Linked DNA regions of Homo sapiens: region 1 is linked to region 2. A link is a loop called in an ENCODE intact Hi-C map of the cell type or tissue named here. Cell type or tissue: Calu3. All regions are shown on one strand. Links, peaks and the distances in the headings refer to the core of each region. The heading gives the core; the rest is flanking DNA. Region 1 has its middle 34 kb from the start of RIMBP2. Region 2 holds the start of PIWIL1 (piwi like RNA-mediated gene silencing 1).

Region 1 (12,089 bases), core at 1,258-9,257, 410 kb after region 2:
TCAGTTGACCATATTCAAACCCCTCCTCTTGTGAGAAAAACAAAGCCCTATGTGTTAAGCCACTGTTAGCCATGTATTCTATTGCTTTGCTCAAACCCATTTTAAACGAATGTAACAATTTTCTTCCTTTTCATTTTAAGCTCCAGATATAGTTGTAGTAAAATAGACCGCACTATATTTTCTTAGGGTTTCTTCCTGTCCTTCTCCCCACAAGGTAGTTTTCAGTTAAAATATGAGCAGCTCTTAGGCCCTAATTCAGGTGACATTCCCACTGGGGGAAGGCTCTGCATGAGGCTGACCACTCCTCCTCTCCTTCCCAGAGTCAGCGTCCTCCACATCTACTTCGCTACTGAGATACTGCTGATGTGTTTAAGAGGTGAGCCCAGCAGGAAGGATGTTTAAAACACCAGCGAGGGTCTCCACGAGACTGGTAACTAAGCGCCAAGCTGCTCCAGCCCACCTTCCCTGAGCCACCCAGCAGCTCATGCACACGTTTCTGGCTTTGCGAGCAGCTCTTCTGCCTGGTCTGTTTGTCCAGTTGGCTGATAGATCATAGGGTTCATGCCCAGAAAAGCTATGAACCCTGGACTCCATGGGGAATAGCAAATGCTGATGCCAGCAGAGAAGTTGTGTGTGAGATTCATTTGTCAACAGATCCAGAAAGGAAATCTAGTTCCAGGAACAGATCCTCTCCAGCCCACCTCAGGAAAGGACACAGAAAACTGTCAATATCATGCTTACTGCTTAATGCATGATCCAGAAACAACAGCAACTAAAATACACAACACTGGAATGAGAGGACGATAAGACTCTTGGGGCAGAAGCAGCTAAAGAAAGAATGGTACCAGTGAAAGGGCCAGGATGAAATCTTGGTGTAAATACATCTCATGCAACAACCTATTGCTCAAAGATCGAATATTCTACCGCTGAAAGATAATCCTTTAAGTTAAGAGACGACGATTCCAAAAAGCCCAGTATAATTGGAAAGAAGAAACATCATTTTATGGTAATGCTAGGGGTTTTATGCTTCACACAGGAGATTTCCCCAGAGTCTTCCAAAGACTAAATATCCGTATGTGTTGCCAACATGTCTACAAGTGTGAATTAACATAGCAATGTGCTGTTCACAGGTTTATTACCACAGCGTACATAACAGAGTCTCTTAGGCCACCCCAACCCCTGTCTCGGTTATTTCTTAGAGTCCCTGGAGGATATTTTGATTAGTCCTTATTTTTTAAGTTCAGACGGACAGCCTCCATCTGAACATAAGCATATGTGCACACACATGCATACCTGTGCACACACAGACAGGTGCGTAGGTCTTATTTCCCATTCTATGTCTTGATGTCAGGGACTCAAGAATTTGTAGTATTTTTCAACTGTACCACATACTTGATTCCACTATTCATCTCTCATTTAGTACCTCAACAATCTCTTCCCAAAATATCGGAATTTCTTTGTGAAAGTCCTCTCCAGAATCCTAGTTTCTTTCTATTACTAAGCTATTCCATGCTACACATAAACCCAAACGTGCCACCCAATTTCCTAAAACATAACTGAAAACCAGTACATGCCCTAAATATACACAACGCGTTGTTGTGTTAGTAGGTAGAAATCTCAGAACATCACTCCCTGGCCATCAAGCAATTCATGAGATTGTTACAAACCGTCGTTTTGAATGCGGTAGCTCCAGGATTTCTCCCTTAGTGCCATAACGTCTGAGATGCCTGGTGAGATGCCCGGTTCTTTTGCTGACACTGGGTGACCTTTTCAAAATATCTACACAAGATTTCAAGGCTCTACCCATTGCATGTTGAGTGTGAGTTGAGATTTTGTCCACTTATCATTTTGTTTAAAATATTGTGTTGAACTTAGGGACCCAAAATTTACATTTTCTCTTTAAACACATTCCTGAGAAGTGATATATGTATATCATATATATATAATATTCAATATTGTATATGTTATATATATGTATATGTATATATACACATGTTACATATACATATATGTGTATATATGTGGATATGTGTATATACACATGTATGTACATATAACATACATATACCATGTACAATATTTAAATACAATATTTAAATAATGGAACAATATATACACAAAGATTTAAATGCAATTTTTAAATTGTATTTAAATATACATGAATATTTAAATGTAATGTTTAAATTGTATTTAAATATATACGAATATTTAAATGCAATATTTAAATACCAAATATTTAATATCATATCTTATTTTATAAACCAAGAAGCGTACTCTTCCTGGAACATATCTACTGAGACCCCCTCCCCGCCATGGGATATAACTGTTTTTGAAGAACTGGGCTTTGAGGCTGGAACAGAGCTAAGGTTGAATCATACCTGCTCCACTTAGTAGCCATGTGAGCCGGGTGTGCTACAGAAACTCTGTTTTCTCTTGCATAAAACAAAAATAATAATAACGCCTGACACAGCGTGTTGTAAAATCAAATAAAATAATGCACTTTTTCCAAACCAATGCACGTTAATAGGAGCCAGAGAGCAGCCGTCCCCAAACTTTTGGCACCTGAGACCGGTTTCATGGAAGACGGTTTTTCCCACAGACCGAGGTGGGGAGGGGTTCCACCTCAGATCATCAGGCATTGGATTCTCCTAAGGAGCAGGCAACCTAGACCCCTCACACGCACAGTTCACAACAGGGTTTGAGCTGCTATGAGAATCTAATGCTGCTGCTGGCCTGACAGGGGGCGGAGCTCAGGTGGTCACGCTCGTCCACCACTCACCTCCTGCCGTGTGGTGCGGTTCCTAATGGCACCACTCTGTGGCTAGAGTGGGGACCCCTGCTATGGAGAATAAGGAAACCAGATACTTGGTTCCCTTTCTTGCAAGAGGAACATATTCGTGCCCATCCCCCTCTACTGACTGAAGCAGAGCCATGGCACCTGCTCCGGCCAACACACTGTGAGCAGTCATTGGTGTGCATGTCACTTCAGGTGAGGCGCTCTAGGAGTCCATGTGTGGTTTACCATGATCTTTTCCTTGTCTCTACCCACATGGAAAAATGCTTTCAGATGGAGCTTCCTTCCACCCAGACCCCTAGGAACTACAACAAGCAGAGCCCTCTTGATGACATATAATGGACATATAACATGATTGAGAAATAAACATATTTTTCAACCACTGAGGTTTTCAATGTGTTTGTTACAGCAGCATAACCTGCCCTATCGTGACTCACTCTCCTTGGCTCCTATTAAGTGTGCAATAAGACCTAGCCACGGGTGACCTTGGAAAAGTTGTTTCACCTCTTTAAGCTTCAGTGCCCTCATGTGTAATTCGGGGATGATGGCAGTCATATCCACCTGCTGGACCATGGTGGGGCTTAAATGCAATAACCCATGTTAAGTACTTAACACAGTAAGGGTTTCATAAATGTTGGTGGCAATTGTAATTACTATTATCATCATTATGATCATTTCCAAGGTAGTCAATAAACACTTTTGGAATTTAGCTGAGCTGGCCGGGCACAGTGGCTCACACCTGTAGTCCCAGCACTTTGGGAGGCCGAGGCAGGCAGATCATGAAGTCAGGAGATGGAGACCATCCTGGCCAACAGGGTGAAACACTGTCTCTACTAAAATACAAAAATTAGTGGGGTGTGGTGGCGGGCGCCTGTACTCCCAGCTACTCGGGAGGCTGAGGCAGGGGAATTGCTTGAACCTGGGAGGCAGAGGTTGCAGTGAGCTGAGATCGTGCCACTGCACTCCAGCCTGGCAACAGAAAAAAAAAAAAGAATTTAGCTGAGCTGGGTTTATCTATTCTCATTAATGGAGGGAGAAACTGACTCCATTTTTTCTGAGAGCCTGAACCCATACATCTCTGGCTTCTATGTCCAGGTCAAAGTCTCTCAACTGCTACACTGACCTAAAGTATCCGTGTCCTCAGGGTTGCTATTTTCACTCCTGCTCCCTCCATAGGAAAGGGTTTAGACCAACAGGGTCAGCTCTCCACTCTCCCAGCCTCTCTGTCCCCTCAGAGGAAAAAGCTGCATAAGCTTCTTGGCAGAACTCTCCACTGTTTCTCTCTCCACCGACAGCTTCTCCGCCCCTTGCATTTTCCTGTTTTCACTTTGCTTCACAACCGCCTGAGATTATCTGATTTTTAAGGGCAGCACTTGGCTCTGGCTGTGCTTTATAGAGCCCAAGGTGTGCTTAGGTGCCCTCGATGGTAGTAATTTGTCACTGTCTAGCTTGGCATGCCCCCTGCTCCATGCAGGCCTCCAGCCACAGGGGAGCCAGGCCCCACACACATGCAGAAATTGCAAAATCACCAGTTGCACATGGGATGGCAGAGAACCAGGGGCTTCACTTTAAGGCCAGGCTGGCTCGCACCAGCCCTGACGCAGCCTGAGACAACTGCCACCCTCTGGCGCCACCTACTGACAGCTTTCCCTCTCCCTCGAAGCCTCTGCACCCGCAATAAAAAAGGGAAGCGTTTGAGCTGACTGCAGCCTCTTCTGTAACTACCACTATGAGAATGGAAGGATAGCATTCAGATGCCTAAGGTAATACAGTAATGCATGCCCCTTGCAGAAGACACAAAAAAGCCCAAAGCAAAATGTCAAGTCCACCCCAAAAAGCCCTTCTTTGAAATAACCGTTGCTGGTATTTTTGGGACCTACCTTTCCAATGTATTTTATGTTATTATTTTATGGACTATACATACATTATAATTACGTGTATTTGTATACACATATAACAGTAGATGAAGACGGTTGTGATTTTATTTTGTTTTCCTAAATTCTGTTTTGTAACCTGATGTGTTCTACAGAGTAAACACTTTCTCATCATATAAATTTTTCTTTAAATCGTGACCTGTGAACATTACTATTACAGGAGCATTTCATAATGTATACAATAAGCATCTTCTGCTGCTTGGTGCCTCACTCGTCAAATTCTCCGGCGAATACCCCTGGATAGGACATTGGCTCCACCTCTTGCATTGTTTCATGGCCATTTATTCCTGGGAACAAAATGCCTGGATCAGTCGACACACGCATTTCATGGCTCTTGGGTCATGTTGCCAAACAGCCTTCCGGGATGCACCGATTTACATTCCTGTGGGCAGGCCTCTCTCGCTGCATCCCTGCCAACAGGAAGCATCATCCTTTTTTACAGATCGCGGCTAACTTGGAGGGTTTAAGATGGCACCTCTTTGCTTTGTCTGGGAGGCAGCATGGTGTGCTGACAGGTGCCAGAGATCTGGGCTCTGGTGAAATCCCAGCATGGCCCCTGACCAGCTGTGGGACCCTGGGCAGGTCACCTAAACTCTCTGGGCCTCAGTTTCTTCATCCATAAAACGGAATGATGAGAGCGCTGATGCCCCACAGGTATCGACGAAGAGTCGGACTCTGTAAAATATTCGAAGCTTATTCTGAGCCAAATATGAATGACCATGACCCGTGACACAGCCCTCAGGGGGTGCTGAGAACCTGTGCCCCAGGTGGTGGGGGCACAGCCTACTTTTATGCATATTAAGGGAGACACGAGACCTCCACCAAATACATGTAAGATTTACATTGGTTCCATCTGCAAGGGTGGGACAACTCAAAGCAGGGGTGGGGCTTCCAGGTCAAATGTAAATTTAAAATTTTCTGATTAGCAGTTGGTTTGTGAAAGGAAAATATCTTGGGCCCCCAAAATCACTAAAGAAAACTCAAGCTAAGAACTGCTGAGGGCAAATCTGCCTCCCATTCTATTCAAAGTCATCCCTCTGCTCACTGAGATAGACACATATCTGATCTGCCTCCACTGGCAAAGCTCATCAGAAACTCAAAAGAATACAACCATTTGTGTCTCACCTACCAGTGACCTGGAAGTCCCCTCCCAGCTTCGAGTCTTCCTGCCTTTGCTTCCAGTTGTCCCACCTTTCCAGACCGAACCAGTGTACTTCCTACATATATTGATTGACGTCTCATGTCTCCCTAAAATGTGTAAAACCAACCTGTGCCCGACCACCTTGGGCACATGTCATCAGGACTTCCTGAGGCTGGGTCATGGGTGTGTGTCTTCAACCTTGGCAAAATAAACTTTCTAAATAGTAACTGAGACCTCCGTCAAATGTTCTAGGTTCACAGGTTGAAAGCATTACTATCAATAGAAATAAATGTCTGGGTTACAATAAGGGGTTGTGGAGAGCAAGGTTTCATGATGCCGATGAGGCCTCCAGGTAGCAGACTTCAGAGAAAATAGACTGTAAATGTTTCTTTTCAGACTTAGGGTCTGCGTTGATGTTAAATGCTAATCAGCTTTTCCTGAGTTCCAAAAGGAAGGAGAGGAAGGCCAGGCGCAGTGGCTCACGCCTGTAATCCCAGCACTTTAGGAGGCTGAGGCAGGAGGATCACTTGAGGTCAGGAGTTCAACACCAGCCTAGCCAACATGGTGAAACCCCATCTCTACTAAAAATACAAAATTTAGCTGGGCATGGTGGTGCACACCTGTAATCCCAGCTACCTGGGAGGCTGAGGCCACATGAATCACTTGAACCCAGGAGGCAGAGGTTGCAGTGAGTCTAGATTGCACCAGCCTGGGTGACAGAGCAAGACTCCATCTCAGAAAAAAAAAGGTAGGATAGGAAAATGAGGCATGACTGACCTGCGCTTTCCATCATGCCCTGAACTAGTTTTTCAGGTTCAATTTGGAATGCCCTTAGGCGAGAGGAAGGGCCCATTCAGAAGGCTGGGGGCCTTAGAATTTTATTTTTGGTTTGCGTAGGTTTGTATGAACCTGAAATAAGGGAATCCGTGAACGGCGCTGAGAACAGTGCCTTGCACACATGAGTATTGGCTACCTCGATCGTCCCATGTTTAACTAACTGTGAACCCTGAAAATTTGAGACAGATCTCAGTTAATTTAGAAAGTTTATTTTGCCAAGGTTGAGGACCCACCCATGCCCCAGCCTCAGGAGGTCCTGATGACACATGCCCAAGGTGGTCGGGGCACAGCTTGGCTTTATACATTTTAGGGACACATGAGATGCCAATCAATACATGTAAGAAGTACATTGGTTCTGTAGAGAAAGGTGGGGACAACTCAAAGCAAGTCCCCTACACTGGGGGCTTCCAGGTGACAGGTAGGTGAGAGACAGATGGTTGCATTCTTTTGAGTTTCTGATAAGTCTTTCCAAAAGAGGCAATCAGAATATACATCTATCTCTGAGCAGAGGGGTGACTTTGAATAGAATGGGAGGCAGGTTTGCCCTGCATGGTCCCAGCTTGAAGAGGCCCAAGGTATTCTCCATTCATACAATGAAAGGTTGGCACGCTTTTTCAATCACCTGTGTATTTGGACAGATTTCATTACCCTGAGTTCACAGTTGCTCTCTTGAAATGAGATTCTTTATTTGTGAGCTGCACTGGCTTCTAGGACATTTACCATTAGGAAGATTTGATCTAAATATTACCCTATGGAGTGGAAGGGACTTTAGGATGCCGACGTAACTTTCAATTGTGTAATTGAAAGTTAGAATTGAGTCTATAATTCAATTTCAGAATTTTAAAAGCTGCTTTTGGTTAAAGACTACTACGACGGATTCCATGATGGAGAGAGTGACGGTGAGATGATGGATGCTGCCAAATGCTAACCGCAGAATCCAGATGGTGGTTCGTCCGTGTTACAGAACAATTCTTTCCCCCTTCTTAGATGTTTCAAAATTGCCATAAAAATTGTTGATGAGAAGAGCTGCTTTCATTGCATTGTTTCATTTATTTACTCTGGCCACGTGGATTTCTCCGTCTTTTTAGCTAGATCTGTCTTCTTTGACTGATTTTCAGATTGTTTTTACAGGGTCTGGCACTCAGCTCTTTTTTTAATATATGTAAATGTGTATCCTCCAGGAAGTGAAACCACTCTCAGGTGGTCGGCCGTCACTTCCCCCTGATAACTTTCCCGTCTGTCTCCAACTCAAACCCCTTCTCTGTCCACACCCATAGTGAAAGCTGGCCACAGACCTCACCCCAATGTGTCTGAGCAGCATCTCACAGTTAACAAGATCAAAGCCAGTGCCATCATTATCCTCACAGCTTCCAAACCTTCAGTCCTCCCACCCCACCCTCAGTTCAGCTGGTCACGAACCGTGTCCCGCCACCTCAGAGCAGGCATGTGGATGCCGCAGCAGCCTGAGGATAAAATAACCCCCATTTCATGTAGACACAGTCGCTTTCCAACCAGGTCTAAACCCTTTCACTACCTGGCCAGCCTCATCTTATCAAGAGAGGCTTAGCGAGATGACTGTCAGGGCATTGTTACATTCCTTTAGCACAGTGGGTTTGCTTTTATTTATTTATTTATTTATTTATTTATTTATTTTATTTTGAGACGGAGACTCGCTCTGTCTCCCAGGCTGGAGTGCAGTGACGCGATCTCGGCTCACTGCAACCTCCATCTCCCGGGTTCAAGCGATTCTCCTACCTCAGCCTCCTGAGTAGCTGGGATTACAGGTGTGTGCCATCACACCCAGCTAATTTTTGTATTTTTAGTAGAGACGGGGTTTCCCCACGTTAGCCAGGCTGGTCTTGAACTTCTGACCTCAGGTGATCTGTCCGCCTCGGCCTCCCAAAGTGATGAGATTACAGGCCTGAGCCACCGTGCCCAGCCTGTTTTCTTCTTATTATTGTTTTTTAATCTTGGGATTCCACCAGAGCTCAGACTCCCACAGCACTTCCGGACAAGCCACCTGCTGAGCCGTTTGTCCCTGCCACGGTCACCTAGGAATTCTCTTCCGTGTGCTCCCTCTCTCCCATCCCAGGAGGATTACTCAGAGCTGCTGGGCATTGTGGGAAACTCCCTGGAGTCCTCCCCTCAGGAGGCCCTTGTGCAGGAAAGCACAGGCCGGCGGGCTCATCCCACCCGTGGACCACCAGAGCCCCCTGCTGTCTGGGATCCTCCACGGGGCCTGAATGGTCTCCATCTCACAAAAGCACTCTCTGCAGGGATGCCCCAGAGCAACGCCCTACAGGTGCCATTGTGTGCGGATCACTCCTACACGCTGGATTTCCAGGCCTTAAGTCCCCGAGGCCGCTCTTCAGCAGCACCGTACACAGCTCTTAAGGGGTCACGTAGGTCAAGGAGAAAATGGGATTTGATTGACACAGATTCTATTGACCCAAGGTTTTTAAGAAAACAGTTGCCACAGAGACAAAGCAGCCGCATCCACAGCTGGGCGCGAGCTTCTCCTGGGAGCTGTGGCAGAGCGCTCTCTGCTGCTCACCCCATGCTCCGCAGGCCTGCAGGAGCGAACACAGAACACCCCAAACGCCCGTGAGAGGGCAGGTCCCGGTCCCAAGTCCTGCACGGAGAAGGGGACAATCACTGCTTTTTATTTGTTTTTTTGTTTTTTTCTTTGAGAGGTAGTCTTGCTCTGACCCCTAGGCTGGAGTGCAGTGGTGCATTCTCGGCTCACTGCAACCTACAGCTCCTGGGTTCAAGCAATTCTCCTGCCTCAGCCTCCCAAATAGCTGGGATTACAGGCGTGTGCCACCACACCCGGCTAATTTTTTGTATTTTTAGTAGAGACGGGGTTTCACCATGTTGGCCAGGCACTGTTTTTTTTTTTTAACTGATACATAGCAGGTGTACATATGTGGGGGGTTCATGTGATCATTTTATTCATATCATTTATAAAGATCAAATCAGTGTAACTGGGATATCCACCACCTTAAATATTTGGACAATGATTTTATTAAAAGCAGCTTTATAGGATTATAATGAATATACAGTTGACCCATGGTAAAGATGGCATTGGATGGCTTTTAGTAAACGTATAATTAAGCAACCATCACCAAAATCCAGTTCTAAGGCAGCCACATCAGTCCAGAAAGCTTCACTGTACCCCTGGCAGTCAATCCCCACCCGCATCCTCAGGGAACCACGGATCTACTTTTTGTCTCTACCGTTTTGCCTCTCCCAGAAATTTCCTATCCATGAAGTCTTGCAGTGTCATCTGGCTTCTTCCATGTCAGGCACTATTTCGGAGGCCATGCCTGCTGTGGCGTGAAGCTGCAGCGCATACTCTCTGACAGCGGGGCAGTGAGTCCCAGGGCGCATGGGCCACACTTGCTCAGGTGGGCACCTGCGGATGGCCATCCAGGCCGTTTGAAGTTTCTATAGTAATTAGGAATAATGCTATGAGGAACATCTGTAGAAAGCCTTTGTGTGAAGGTAGGTTTTTCATTCTCCTAGTTTAATACTTAGGAGGAGAACTGCTGGGTCACATGGTAAGACTCTGTTGAACTCTTTAAGAAGCTGCCAAATAGTTTTCCAAAGTGGCTGCACCATTTTTCACTCCCACCAGCAGGGTAGGAGGCTCCTGGCATCCCCACATTCCCACAGCCACAGAGTCCCCGCCTTCCGCCTTTCTAGGAGACCCCTTTCTCCTGCCTATTTCCCCATTCTGGGTGCTAAAGTCCTAAGGTCAAGCCCACCTGCCACCAACAGGAAGTCATGCTGTGGGGCAGCAGTGGCAGGAGCAGGATGAGGAGTGGGAGCTGAAGGGCGAGACTGGAAGCCAAGCAGAAGCAGGAAGCAAAGTAGGAATCAGAAGTGAAGCAGGAACAGGAAGCAAAGGAGCAGGAAGTAAAGCAGGAGCAGGAAGTGAGGCAGGAACAAGCAGCAGAAGCAGGAACCAAATGAGCAGGAAGTGAGGCAGGAACAGGAAGTAAACCAGAAGCAGGAAGTGAATGAACAGGAAGTGAGGCAGGAGCAGGAAGCAAAGGAGCAGGAAGTAAAGCAGGAAAGGAAAGCAGAGCAGCAAGCACAACAGGAACAGGAAGTAAAGCAGGAGCAGAAACTAAAGGGGGAAAAGGAAGTAAAGCAGGAGCCAGAAAGAGGCAGGAATAGGAAGTAAAGCAGAAGCAGGAAGTGAGGCAGGAACAGAAAGGAAAGCAGGAGCAGGAAATGAGGCAGGAACAGGAAGTAAAGCAGGAACCAGAGGGAAGCAGGGCAACAGGTCCTCCCTTCCACTCATCCTTGCAGCCTCCTCTAGCCTACCAGTGGCCAGTCCAGCAGGCAGACCCTGGCAAGGCAAGAATGAGGCTCCCAAGCACCAGGCCAGCCCCAGAAAATGGGTGCAGCAGGAGCTTGATGTTGAAAGTCAGTGGCTTCCAAGTAGCACATGCATGGAAACTCCAGAACCACCAGAAGGAAAAGCTTCAAGGTCCCCTGCTTCCTGCCCTTGAGAAAGCAGCCTCTGTGTGTGTTGAGTGACAGCTGATGCTCGCCCAGCGCCTGCCGTGTGCCAGGAGCCATCCTAAATACCTCCAGCCTTTTAATTCAGCTATCCCCAACATTGGAACACTATGGGGTGGGTGTCACAGTCACCCCCCTTTCACAGATGAAGAGACTGAGGTATAGAGCTAAACAAGGCTCCGGGTCACTCCAGGGCTGGGACTGTGACGAGGCAAGTGAAGCGCCTGGGGCCGGGAATTTAAGAAGGCACCCTGCTCAGGGGTCTGCCTGCACGTGCACTGCCCCTGGCACCTCACTCCCCTCACCCCAAGCCCAGTGCTAGGCCACACAGCTAGTGAGTGGCAGACACTGTATTTAAATGACAGCAGTCTAGCTGCAGCCTCCCTGCTGAGAACCACTACGTGAAGTGCATCAAATACCTTGAGTTTAAGGAAGTGCAGTATATGGCATAAAAATATACACATGCAAGAGCTCACTAAATGCAGCCAGATTCCATCATCTGAATGTGAGTTACCCATTTCAGTAATAGCCTTGGCCAGCATTTAACCCCAGGACAGCTTCCTTCTGGCACCTAGCCTGCTGCTGGGATGTCTTCCTCCTTTTCACCCCTCAACCCCCCTCATTTATTAGGGAGACTGATTTTAAAAGTTGGCTCAAAGGTAAATTAAAAATCAGACAGCAGGCCAGGCACAGTGTCTCACGCCTGTAATCCCAGCACTTTGGGAGGCCAAGACAGGCGGATCACGAGGTTGGGAGATGGAGACCATCATGGCTAACATGGTGAAACCCTGTCTCTACTAAAAATACAAAAAAAAAATGTTTTAAAAATTAGCCGGATATGGTGGTGGGCGCC
Region 2 (12,089 bases), core at 1,570-9,569:
AGGCAGTGGTAGCCACCCCACAATATGCTGAGTTCTGAGAGCAGAGGAGGCAGTGAACGATTGTGTGAGGCGAGGGACAGCCCAGTTACCCCGATTTGATCCGTAGACATCGCACGAACCTATGAAATATTGTAAGTACCCCCAAAATGTGTACAACTATGACATGTCAATTTAAAAAAAAGGTAGTAAACAGTCTTTGGGTGTCTCTGGTGCCAGGAAACTGTGTTCAAACTAATTTGGGCATAACAGCCAGTAGTTATGGCCACTCCAAAACAAAACTACACAGCTCTTGGGGAGGAAATGGTCAGAGAGAAGGATGCAATATTTGAAGAAGAAATGAACACAACAGGTATATAAAAATTAAGAATGCCAAAGGCCAGTGACTTTGCCCTTGGCCTGAGTTCTGAGAGGTACACAAGAATGGAAATGGACAAAGTGTGAATACTTTGTCGTGCAAAGGTGTTGCATAAAGCTGAACACTATTATGTACATTCAAGTATTCAAGAAATATTTCCTGAGACCCTCGGAATGCCAGGAACCAGACGCAATGTTGAGTAAGACCAGGATTCTGTCCTCAACGTGTTTTCCCAATAATGAAGGAAACGGGTTAAGTACGTGTTTACTTACAATTGTGGTGTGATAAATGCTATTGGAGAGACATAGAAAGGCTGGTAAGGTAAAACCACAGAGGAGAGGCCCTCACTGCAGGGATGCTGATCCACAGAGAGGGAAATGAAGGAAAGAAAACCTCATGGAGGAAGCGCCCAGGAGCTGAATTTCGAAGCTCTCTATGGCAGGAGCTTGGAATCCAGATTTGGGGAGAGCCTGGGAAAGGAGCAAAGTCGGACAGGCCGATGGAGGGGGGCCAAGCCACACCACAGAACGTGGGTTTGACCTGGCAGCCTAGCAATCCCCAAATACTTCTGATCATGCAACCAGAACAGAAAGTTTTGAGCATGAGCATCCAATATATTTATATTTAGTTGCAGTATGCCACTATACCTATTTGCAACATGCCACAGTATTAGGCACATAATAAAATACACCACTAATTAAAGATTAAAAATAAAATAACAGTGAATTAAATAAACATTTTCATTTGGTAAGAACTTTTTCTCACTACCATAATTATGAGTGATACTTATTTCTTTTCCGTTTAACTGTGTGAAATGAAAATAACTCAGCCTTTCCATCTGCCGAAAGCTTGCAGGAGGAGTAGAAAGAAATGCAGGTATCAGCTCTAACCATTTCTTGGGGTTTGCTGATGTTTGCATTTTCCGTATGTCCCCCCACCCGTTATTTCTTTGCAGAGGAATCTTTTCCAACCATTTCTTTTTGTGAAGGTTGGTCTAGAGAGAGTTGGGTTAGTAATCCCAGCCGCTGCTGACGGGGCCCACCAGGCCACAGCAGGTCACCAGAGGCTGGCTACGAGTCAGAGATGGGGGCTACCAACCCCGCCATGCGGTGGGGCTCCCACCCTCCACCCTGGACACAGCCATTATGCACAAGACGCAGGAACCAAAGGAGGGTACGGGCGTCCCCCGCATCTTACATATATTACAGCTCAACTTATTTTCTTATTTTTAGAATCAACTTTGTTCTAAGAAGCTCTCCCTTTGCCTCCTGCGGTGACCTTCCATGTCTTGCTCTAGAGGCCACTGGCAAAGCAACCGGGCCTAGTGCTAGGAGGGGAGGGCCAGGGCCGCTGGGAGATGCGCATATAAACTGCAGGGGCTAACACGGGCCAGAGTCGTCCAGGGCCGCTCAGCTGCAGAGGCCTGAGAATCCTGACAGCGGGAGGATGTTGAGTGTCACTCCTGAGCTCCGAGGGTGAGCTCGCTTAGCCCAGTGGTTCTCGACTGCAGGGTGAACCCGAATGGACTGGAACCAACGTGGTTGGCAACACACACGGCTGGCTCAGCCCCAGGGTTTTGGATTCAGCAGGTCAGGGCTGGGAGGCAAGGAGTTGCATGTCCAACAGGTCTCGGTGCTGCTGGAGCTCCAAGCCACACTTGGACTTGGAGAGCCGCTTTGTCAGTGCGTATGCATGAGGAGGCGGGAGAAGGGCAAACTCCTGTGGGTAGCTGCAATGACTGGCTATAGCTGGAGGAAGAAAGCCGTATCACAGAGGGCAAGGGGGATGGTGCTGAGATGGATAGGGCAGGCTGAGCAACACTCATGTGTCCCAGGGAAGACAGGTTGTCTGAAAGGAGCCACTGGGATTAGAAACCAAGAGGGTTCTGGAGCCCACGGAGGCCTCTGAGAATCAAAACCACACTGTGGGAGGGCAAGATGTGGACGTGGGGCCTAAGAAACCATTCTTTCAAGGAGATGGACTCTGGAGGGAAAAGAGGAAAGGAGGAGCCGTAGGGATTCATTTTTGTTTTACTTCTTTTTCTCCCCCCCAACTGTTTTTATGGTGGCAAAATACACAGAACATAAAATTTGCCATTTTAATCCTTTTTATGTGTACAGCGCAATGGTATGAAATACATTCATAATGTCGTAATGTCAGACAACCACCACCAACACCAGAGCTCCTTCCATCTTGCAAAACTGAAACACTGTCCCCATCAAACACCAACCCCGTTCCCCTCCCCCAGCCCCAGCAACCCTGCTTTACTGTCTGTCCTTGACTTTGACAACACTAAGTGCCTCTTAGAAGTGGAATGATATTTGTCTGTTCGTCACTGGCTTACTTCGCTGAGCTTAATGTCCTCTAGGTTCATCCATGTTGCAGGGTGCGTCGGGATTCCCGTCCTTTCTAAGGCTGGTAATACCCACTGCACGGATGACCCCGTTCTGCTCATTATTCATCAATGGAAACACACTTGGGTTGGGTCCACATATTAACTCTTTAACAATGCTGCTATGAACAGTGGGTACAAATATCTCTTCGAGACCCTTGTTTTGCTTCGTTCTTAAAGACGAGGATGACTAGTAAGACCCTGTCTCTTAAAAAGTAAAAAGAAAATATTAGCCAGCTGTAGTAGCCCATGCCTGTTGTCCCAGCTACTCAAGAGACAGGAGCCCAGGAGGTCGCGGCTGCAGTGAGCTATGACTGCACCACTGAACTCCAGGCTGGCTGACACAGCAAGACTCTGTCTTAAAATAAAATACAATATATACAAATAAAATAATAAAGAAAATTGATGAAGACAGCTAGACAACATTGACGTGTCAAGGAGGAAGCCCCAGAAGAGAGAAGTATTGAGAAGAAGAAGAGGAACTTGGGAGAGAGGAGGATCTTTGAGGAAGCAAGAAGGGGGACCCTAGAGCTGAGCTAAAGGGACTCCACATGATGAGGCAGGCACAGGTGTGGCATGGGCAGCTCACAAACCCTGGCCTCATTTTCTCAGGGGGAACACCAGGGTCAGAGGCTCTGGGGCCTGTGAAGATCAGGAATCGCCATGAGAGGCGTGGAAAATGGAATTAACTGGGAAGGAGAGGAGAAAAGGATGACTGTGGACTGTGTCCCCTCAGGCAACACTCTGCAGTCTGGTGCAGGCCCCTGGGTGTGGGTGGTTGGGATCCCCAAGTCGGTTGGGGGTGGCAGAAAGGCCACAATGCAGAGGTGCTGACAGTATGGAGGGGCATGTGGGGGGAGAGGCAATGGCCCCAGGGTCTGGCTAGCATTGGAGTAGAGGGCTGTGGATTGAACTCAGTTCACAGATACTCTGAGCAAGCTCGTGACATGCAGATCCCTGGGCTCCACCACCAAGAGATCCGGATACAGCAGGCCTGGGCAGGGCCTGGGAATCTGCATTTCTATCAGGCTTCCAGGCGAGGCCGATGCTGATACATTCCATAGGGTGCACTTGGACACGTGCCCATCTGGTCCAACATGCTCATCGTCTAGCGTGGAAAAAAGAATGCAGAGAGCTTAAGCGAACAGAACAGAACCCACTTCCTGGGGAGCCAAGTCAGGACCCCCTGCCTCCGTCACCCTGCCCACCCCAAAACATCCCCCTTGTGGCCAGACTGTGATATTCAGGATTTGTTCACATTTTGTATATAAGAGAACAGACGAACTTCAGCCTCACCCATTGCTCTTTCCCTCTGGATGAATATTCCTGGATAAACCTCCGGGCATGCTGTCTTGGGTACACTTGCCATTGCCATGCCGTCCCTCTAGTTAGTCCCTCTAGGTCAGGGGTCTCAGGGCCAGGGGAGAGGCTGGGCAGCTCTTCAATTCAGCCCAATCAGAACGACATGAGTCTGAAGGGAGAAGGGAAATGCTCTGAAAAATTACATTGAAGGGATTCATAGGAACTGCCTTAGATCTTGTTTTTCAACTCCATCTCTTCCTTTACAAACAAAATCTGGATCATGGGTTTAAAGGGGCTTTGAGATCCTTGAATGAAAGGAACTAGGTCAAAGCTTGCTCTGAGTATGTGGTTTTCTGCTTTAAAAACTTGGGAAACTGATTGGTTACAGAATATAGTCCAAAGCTCTGGACACAGCATGCAGGGTTCATGATGAGTTTCTTTTCCATCTAGTCCCTGTCACCCCCAGCATAATCTACCCAGATCATATTTTCAGCTTTACATGAAGTAACTTGGGATTTTTCTGTTCTCTGAGTATCTTCCATTGTTTCCCTTCCCTGGGATGCTCCTCTGCCCAACACTAGAGAGCACTGGTGGCCATTCCTAAAAACGCACCGGAAAATGTCCAAGTTTCCTGCTCCCCTTTAAAAACGTTTGAGCTGTCCACCAATGGATGAGTGGATAAACAAAATGTGGTCCGTCCAAACAGCAGAGTAAGATCCAGCCGTAAGGAGGACGGAAGCTCTGACGGGCTACGACGTAGGTGAGCCTTGAGAATACGGCGCTGAGTGAAAGAAGCCAGACACAAACGGCCACCTAGTGTATGACCCCGTTTCTATGAAATGAACAGGAAAGGAGACAGAAAGCAGATTCGTGGTTGCCAGGGTAGTGGGGGGAAGAGGGAGATGGAGAGTGACGGTTTTATTTTGGGATGATGAAAATGTTTTGGAACTAGAGGTGGGGGGTTGCGTAACATTATGAACGCATTAAATATCATGGAATTGTTCACTGTAAAATAGTTAATGTAGTGTTATGTGAATTTCACCTCAATTAAAAAAACAACAACAACAACAACCAAAGCCATCATGTGAGGCCCAGCAAATCTGAGCCCTCATTCTCTCCTGGTAACTGGCTAGGACTAAGCAGCCACTGGCCCTTCAGGTCAGCATCCACGTTCCCAATTGTCACACTCCCTGCTTCCCTTGTTGGGCCATCAGCGGGAGGGCAGAGTGTGTTTTATTCACATCAATGGGAGGACAGAGTGTGTTTTACTCACAGCACTTAACAGGGTGCGTTCGGCAGTCCAGATGCTCACATTTCCTTGCTCGCCAACTTCTAGAACCCGGTCTGTCCCTTCTGCAGCATCATCCCCTACGACTCCCCTGCCTGTGCCTGGCGTTGCTCCCGTGCTGGATGACTTGCAGTTTTCTAAACACCTCACATGTGCTCAGACCAACGTGCTCCGCCATGCCGATCCTCCTGTTCCCTGCAAACCCAAATCAGCCTTCAGGGCTTCAGCAGCGTTGAGTCACGAAGCATCCCTCAGCAACCTCCCGCTGAGCACCCACAGGATTGGTGGCACTCTGCTCACCTTCCCTGGTGGGTACACCCCTCTAGAGGCGGCTCCCGGAAAAAGAATCTGTAACTATTCATTTTTTAACTTCCAGAGTCAGGCACGAAGTTATACCTAGCAACGGATCCCAGAAGGGGTCCTGGTGGTGCTGTCAACATGGAAATTTTAAAGGTCACATTTTTTTTTCCTTGAATTTCTTTTCAAATTTTCGTTGAGTTTTCCTTTTCAAATTTTAGGTGAGCTTCTTGCGACATGATGTTTACACTCTCAGAAGAATGAGGGGTTTTGCCTCTGTCTTGCTATATCACAACTTATGTCTTTAGAAACTATTTCATACTTCACACACCAAGACACTCCAGCGATGTTCTTTAGCAGAGGCAAGTAAGGAGTTTAGCATATAGAGAAAATAAAGCAGAGGGAAAAGTGTTACTTCTATAGTGTAAGGTGCATTCACGGTATTTTTCTCCCGAGTTGAGGCTGTAAACATCTATTTCTTGTTTTATGGCTCCATCTGCTGGCAGGTCTCAGAATGTCTTTCTCATCAACACCTTAAATCCTTGGAAAAGTTATGTTCACATTGTATTCCAAAAGGCACCATTTAGTTTTTACAAAGCGAAAGCCTTTGGAAAGCTATTTTTCTTTCAAACTACTGGCTTCCAACGCCTTTTGGCCTCGCCCCAAATTTATTAGCCTTCTCTGAGCATAAGAATAACTTGATGTTACTTCTTGAAATTCCTTGCACCCGTCCCAGACCTCCTGGAATCAGCGTGATCTGGGAGTCTGTATTATTTGGAAGTTCCCTCAGTGGATGCTTACACTCAGGCTAGTGTGGGAAACGCTGACATCTAACCTGCCCCTTTCATGGCACAGATGAGACGTAGGATTTGGGAAGGTGGCTTGGGGAGCCTTCAGCCCTCTCCAGCCCCCGATTCCCAGGCATGCGCTTTTAAGTATGAATAATAAGCAATATGTAGGCCGGGCTCTGTGGCTTATGCCTGTAATCCCTGCACATTGGGAGGCCAAGATGGGTGGATCACTTGAGCCCAGAAGTTTGAGACCGGCCTGGGCAACATGATGAAACCCTCTTTCTACAAGAAATACAAAAAAATTAGCTGGGTGTATTTCTCGTATTTCTACAAGAAATACAAAAAAATTACTACAGGTGGCACACACCTGTAGTACCAGCTACAGGGGAGGCTGAGGCAGGAGGATCACCTGAGCCCAGGAGGTCGAGGCTGCAGGGAGCCATGATCCCACCATTGCACTCCAGCCTGACAGAGCCAGACCCTGTCTCAAAACAAAACAAAGAACACAAAATTATGTGGGCATGGTGGTGGGTGCCTGTAGTCGCAGCTACTCAGGAGGCTGGGAGACGGAGGTTGCAGTGAGCCAAGATCCTGCCACTGCACTCCAGCCTGGGCGACAGAGTGAGACTCCGTCTCACAAAAAAAAAAAAGGAAAAGCACTATGTTTACCGTATAAATGCAGTTTTAAAACCTGTCTGCAGAGGCGACCCTATTTCTACTACCTCCTACAATCATGTTTATAGTTATGGAACATAACAGGTCAGGCAGTTAGTGAGCCTCAGTCCCACTTCCACCTTGACAAATAAACCTGTTCTATCTTACAATATTTCCGGTTGTTTTGTGGCTGTTGACTTTGCCTCCATGAGGAAATTAACTCCTATGGAGGGCACCTAGCTCGGCGTAGACCCGGTCGCTACCACCTGCGATGCCTTGGAAATGCAGCCGGCGGGGCCCACCTGTGGAGCCTGCAGACCGGAATCTCTGGTCTGTGTCCTAACCAGCCCTGCAGGTGATCCCCCGCAGGTGAAGGCTGAGAACCCCTGCGGTCCACGTTGGCATGCACCCAAGGCACAAGTCATTGAAAGCTAAATTTCCAGGTAACGGCCTCCTGGCACCTTAGACTTGCATTGCAGTTTTATTTTCTTTGGGGTCAAAGTTCAAATCTCTGTGTGCTGAGTGAAAGAGCTTCCGACGTTAAAGGCCAGACCAAGATCGAGTCCACTGCTACAGTAGGGCGCTCGGTGCCCACGTGGGCACCATTTCGAAGTCTATGGAGGGTCTACTTCGTGCGCCGCCGCCCAGTTCCACGAGCTAGTAGGGAACTGGCCCGACCCCGTGTCCGCCTGCAGGGGGCTGGCACTGGGGGAACTGCAGGAGTCAAGCCAGGGAAGGCCGGGGGTCTGGGCGAAGCAGAAGAGGAACAGGGCGGGGCCTGGGTGGGGCTGGCCGGGGCCTGTGGGGAGGGGGCAGGGCACGTGTTGGGTGTCTGGGCGGGGCCAGGCGGGGTCTTGGGGGGACAGGGGCGGAGCCTGTGGGGCGGGGGCGGGGCCTGTGGGGGCCTGGGCGTGGCGTCTAGGCAGGGCCAGGCGGGGTCTTGGCGGGATGGGGGCGGGGCCTATGGGGAGGGGCCAGGGCATGTGCGGGGTGTCTGTCCGGGGCCAGGCGGTGTCTTGGGGGGCCAGGGGCAGGGCCTGTGGGGCGGGGCGGGCCTGGCTTGTTGGGCCTGTGCCGGGTGTCCGGGAGGGGCCAGACGGGGTCTTGGAGGGGCGGGGCCGGGGCCTGTGGGGCGGGGCTCCTCTGGTCCCGCCCCGGCCACATCAGAAACCGCCGTTTGCGGGGCAGCCAATGAGGGCGTGGCGCGCGCCGCTTTCCGCCGTTACTGGGCGTATGGCGTACAGACACGAGGCCGGCGCCCGGGAGGCGGTGTTCATCCGCCCGGGAAAAGAGCGCCTGTTGCTCGCTGCCCGCGTGTCCCTGGCTCTCTCGGGAACCCAGCGCCGAAGGCGAGGTGGGCGCGGGCCGAAGGAGGTCCTGGGAGGTCGGCGGCGCGGAGGGATCTCCGCGGGAGCCGTTGGGGCTGTTGGCCTCGGGCTGAGGTGCAAGGACCAGGACTAGGGCGAGGGCAGCGGTCCAAGGTGCGGGGCCAGGCTGAGGTGCTAGGTGTGCGGGGGCCGGGATGCGGGGGCGGCGGCTGGGGGTCCGGGATGTGGAGGTGAGGCTCGAGGTGCGGGGACCGGGTTGCGGGGGCGAGGTCCCAGGTGCGGGGGATGCAGGAGCCGGGTGCGGGGTCGAGGTCCCAGGTGCGGGAGATGCAGGAGCCGGGTGCGGGGGCGAGGTCCCAGGTGTGGGAGATGCAGGAGCCGGGTGCGGGGGCGAGGTCCCAGGTGCAAGGGATGCAGGAGCCGGGTGCGGGGGCGAGGTCCCAGGTGCGGGAGATGCAGGAGCCGGGTGCGGGGGCGAGGTCCCAGGTGTGGGAGATGCAGGAGCCGGGTGCGGGGGCGAGGTCCCAGGTGCGGGAGATGCAGAAGCCGGGTGCGGGGGCGAGGTCCCAGGTGTGGGAGATGCAGGAGCCGGGTGCGGGGGCGAGGTCCCAGGTGCGGGGGATGCAGGAGCCGGGTGCGGGGGCGAGGTCCCAGGTGTGGGAGATGCAGGAGCCGGGTGCGGGGGCGAGGTCCCAGGTGCGGGGGATGCAGGAGCCGGGTGCGGGGGCGAGGTCCCAGGTTTGGGAGATGCAGGAGCCTGGGGTGCAGGGGCCGGGGTGCGGGGGCGATGTATCAGGTGTGGGGGGTGCGGGGCCGGGGGGAAGCGCTGAGGCCCGACTTGCCGGGGCTGTAGGGCCGGGGTGCGGGGGTGCAGGGGCCGGGGTGCGGGGGCGAGGTCCCAGGTGCAGGGGCCGGGGTGAGAGGCTGAGGCCTGAGTTGCCGGGGGTGCGGGGGCGGAGGTCTCCGCATTGGCGGCCGTGCGTGAGACTGCGGGGACCTGAGAGCTCTGCAGGAGGGCCTTCGGGACCTCCCGCACTACCCACGCGGCCGCGGGGCGCGATCTCTGCGGAGGGCGAGGGCCCCTTCCCGCGTCCGCCGCCGCTGCGCTGCGCCCCCGGGAGCCTTGGGAGCCGGACGTTGGGAAGAGGACGGAACTCCGGAGGACCCCAAGTGAGGCGGCGACCGCGACGGCCGGGCTCTGCGAGGCCCGGGGGTCCTCGCGGGTGCTGGCGGCCCGGCCCTTGGCACCTGTGGAGGGAAAGGGGCGGCGGGGCGGTGGCGTCCTGGGATGGATGCTCTCGCCGTCTTCAGCCCCGGCGGCCTCCAGGGCAAAGCCGGCTGCACCCCTGCGCAGCCTGTTCTCTGAGCGCTTTTCTTTTCGTTTTTAAGTTGTGGCCAGAGAGACCCCGCTCGCATAGAATGTACCGCTCAACGGTTTTTAGGCGTGTGGCGCGGTGGTGGTTCCCACGTGCACGGCGTGGTCCTGAGCTCAGCGCCGGAGGGACGTTAGGTGGAAGCGTCTTTGGCAGAGCTGGTAGCGAATCGGAGAGGTGATTTCCAGCGAGTGTGGTTATTGGAAGCACACACTTGCTTTCTGACTTTAAGAATTCAATATCCAGACTGAGGTGGTTTTGAAACTGGAAGGAGATAAAGCTGAAAACCAGAGTTGTGCTGGGAAACCTGGACGTAGAGCGCTGAGCCCCCCAGGTATTTAGTGACCAGCACAGCGCGCCGCCGTGGGTTTCAGGCCCTGGAGATGATGAGAATCAGCTGGAGGGCTGCTTCCAGTCGGCTTCTAACTCGGGAGGGCTGAGAGCCGCTCCCCACCCCGTAATTTCTGTTCCCAGCCAGTCCAGATGCTGCCCGTCAGGGACCAGGCTTTGAGAACTGACGTGCTGCTTTAGGAATATTTCCTGCTGGAGATGAGAGTTCAGCTTGTCACTGTTTTTTAATCACTGTTTCACACCGTTGTTTGTAAGGTGTCAAGCGACGGACTGGGTGCAAAGGCATCAATTGTGATTCGCAGCCTAGTTGGAGAAGCTATGGAGTGCAGAGATGTGGGGAGGGAGAAAACAGGTTACCATGTAGTAGGGTGACCGTGGTCACGCCGGGGAAACGGCTTTCGGAGAAGGGAGCAAGGGATGGCCTGCGAGCTGGTCCTTAAGCGGTTCACTGGATTCTTGTGGTTTCAGAGGAGGGTGAGGCTTTGTTAGCAGAGGGTGTGCCACGGTGTAGGGTGAGTCACGGAATTGATAGTGATAGGAAGCAAGTTGTGTTTGCTGGAGTCTCAAGCGGATGCTTTCAGATTGATTTGTAGATCAGCAGTCCCCAGTCTTTTTGGCACCAGGGACCGATTTCCTGGAAGACAATTTTTCCACGGACCGGTGAGGGATGGTTTCGGGATGAAACGGTTCCACCTCGGATTATCAGGCATTAGATTCTCATAAGGAGCAGGCAGCCCAGACCCTTGGCACGCCGACTTCACAGTAGGGTTCTCACTCCTAGGAGAATCTAATGCCTCCACTGATCTAACAGGAGGTGAGCTCAGGCTGTCCTGCTCACTCACTGCGGCTCACTTCCTGCTGTGTGGCCTGGTTCCGGTACAGGTCCATGGGGCGTGGGGGTTGGTGGTGGTGGTTGGGGGAGGGGGGGTGGGGGGAGGGGGGTTGGTGGTGGTGGTGGTGGTGCTGCTGCTGCTGCTGGGGACGCTGCCTGTAGATTATCAGTAAGAGACTTTCATGCGCCAGTATGCCCCGTGTGTAAGCCGAGCATGCATACGTAATCATTGTCATGATGCGCACATTATAAAATAAATACAAAGCAGTTTAAAATGAGATTTAAAATTAGTTGTAATATGCTGGCACCTCAGCGGATTATCCTGTGTAAACTCCTTTGGAAATTGCTGATTTAGAGTCATATTGTAAGGGGTCTTATACAATGAATATTTGCTTTAATCCTGTAAAATACAATAGGAAGTCGGAGGTTTTTAAAATTGAAAAATGGCATTAGATTTATCTTTCTGTGAAGATCATGAAGCCAAGAATTTTAGAAGCTGTTAAAACTCAGAGGATGAAAAAGATAATGTGATTTAAGGCAGAGTGATGGTAGATGATGTCATCGCCTGCCCCTATGTAGAACCTTGGATGGTTTCTCATGTGTTGAGTATCCAAGCTGTCTGCAGGACCCTGAGCAGTCTGCTCCCTGCCCACATGAAATCCTCCACTCCCCTTGCCCCTTCTCTTTCCAGTCCCACTGGACGTCTTTTGGTTCTGCATCCAGTTCAAGCACTTATGTGTGGGTTGTTACCGTTTGTGTGAAAGACTGGTACCACCCTACCTTCCAATTCCTAATTCTCTGTTTCAGCTTAAATCTTGTTAGAGGTGGATAACAAGGTGCAACAAGTGTTAGAGAATTCTACCAAAGATATTTTGGATTTATCCTAAGATCTAACTACTTCATATGAAAAAGATAACACTACTAGCATCCTGCCTTCGTGTAGTATTCTAAGAAGCTGACTTCAAGTTGCTTTTAAAGCTGTGTGTAAATAACGTGTATTAACACGTGTAGTTATAATTTTACCTGCCCTTTCCATTAGGGCTAATGTTTGTTGACTGCTCACTAGAGGCCAGTGTGAGTTCTCATTTGATCTTCACCATTGACTTGTGCAGTAGGTTATTCCAAC

The links. Hi-C counts contacts between places; a loop is a spot of excess contacts. Peaks named below come from ENCODE experiments on the same cell type or tissue, not always from the same donor. Only the 100,000 strongest peaks of a DNase experiment are listed, where the experiment ranks them.
Region 1: a loop joins it to region 2, with 7 times the contacts of the local background. A loop is called at or near these places in 7 of 110 quality-filtered maps.

The regions. Positions count from the first base shown.
Region 1 is chr12:130,743,894-130,755,982 of GRCh38, forward strand. No RefSeq gene overlaps it. Among named protein-coding and RNA genes, the nearest start is that of RIMBP2, 34 kb to the left of the region's middle. In Calu3, for the core only: a CTCF peak has its summit at 4,440 (motif pointing left); a DNase peak (open chromatin) is centred at 4,428.
Region 2 is chr12:130,329,587-130,341,675 of GRCh38, forward strand. It overlaps PIWIL1 (piwi like RNA-mediated gene silencing 1), which reads left to right and starts at 8,301. Exons shown (of 21, transcript NM_004764.5): 1 at 8,301-8,560. LOC101927786 (a long non-coding RNA gene) reads right to left here and starts at 6,654. Exons shown (of 3, transcript XR_242978.5): 1 at 5,323-6,654; 2 at 4,044-4,218; 3 at 2,607-3,855. RefSeq lists an enhancer at 5,425-5,594. In Calu3, for the core only: no CTCF peak of the experiment used is centred there; a DNase peak (open chromatin) is centred at 6,125.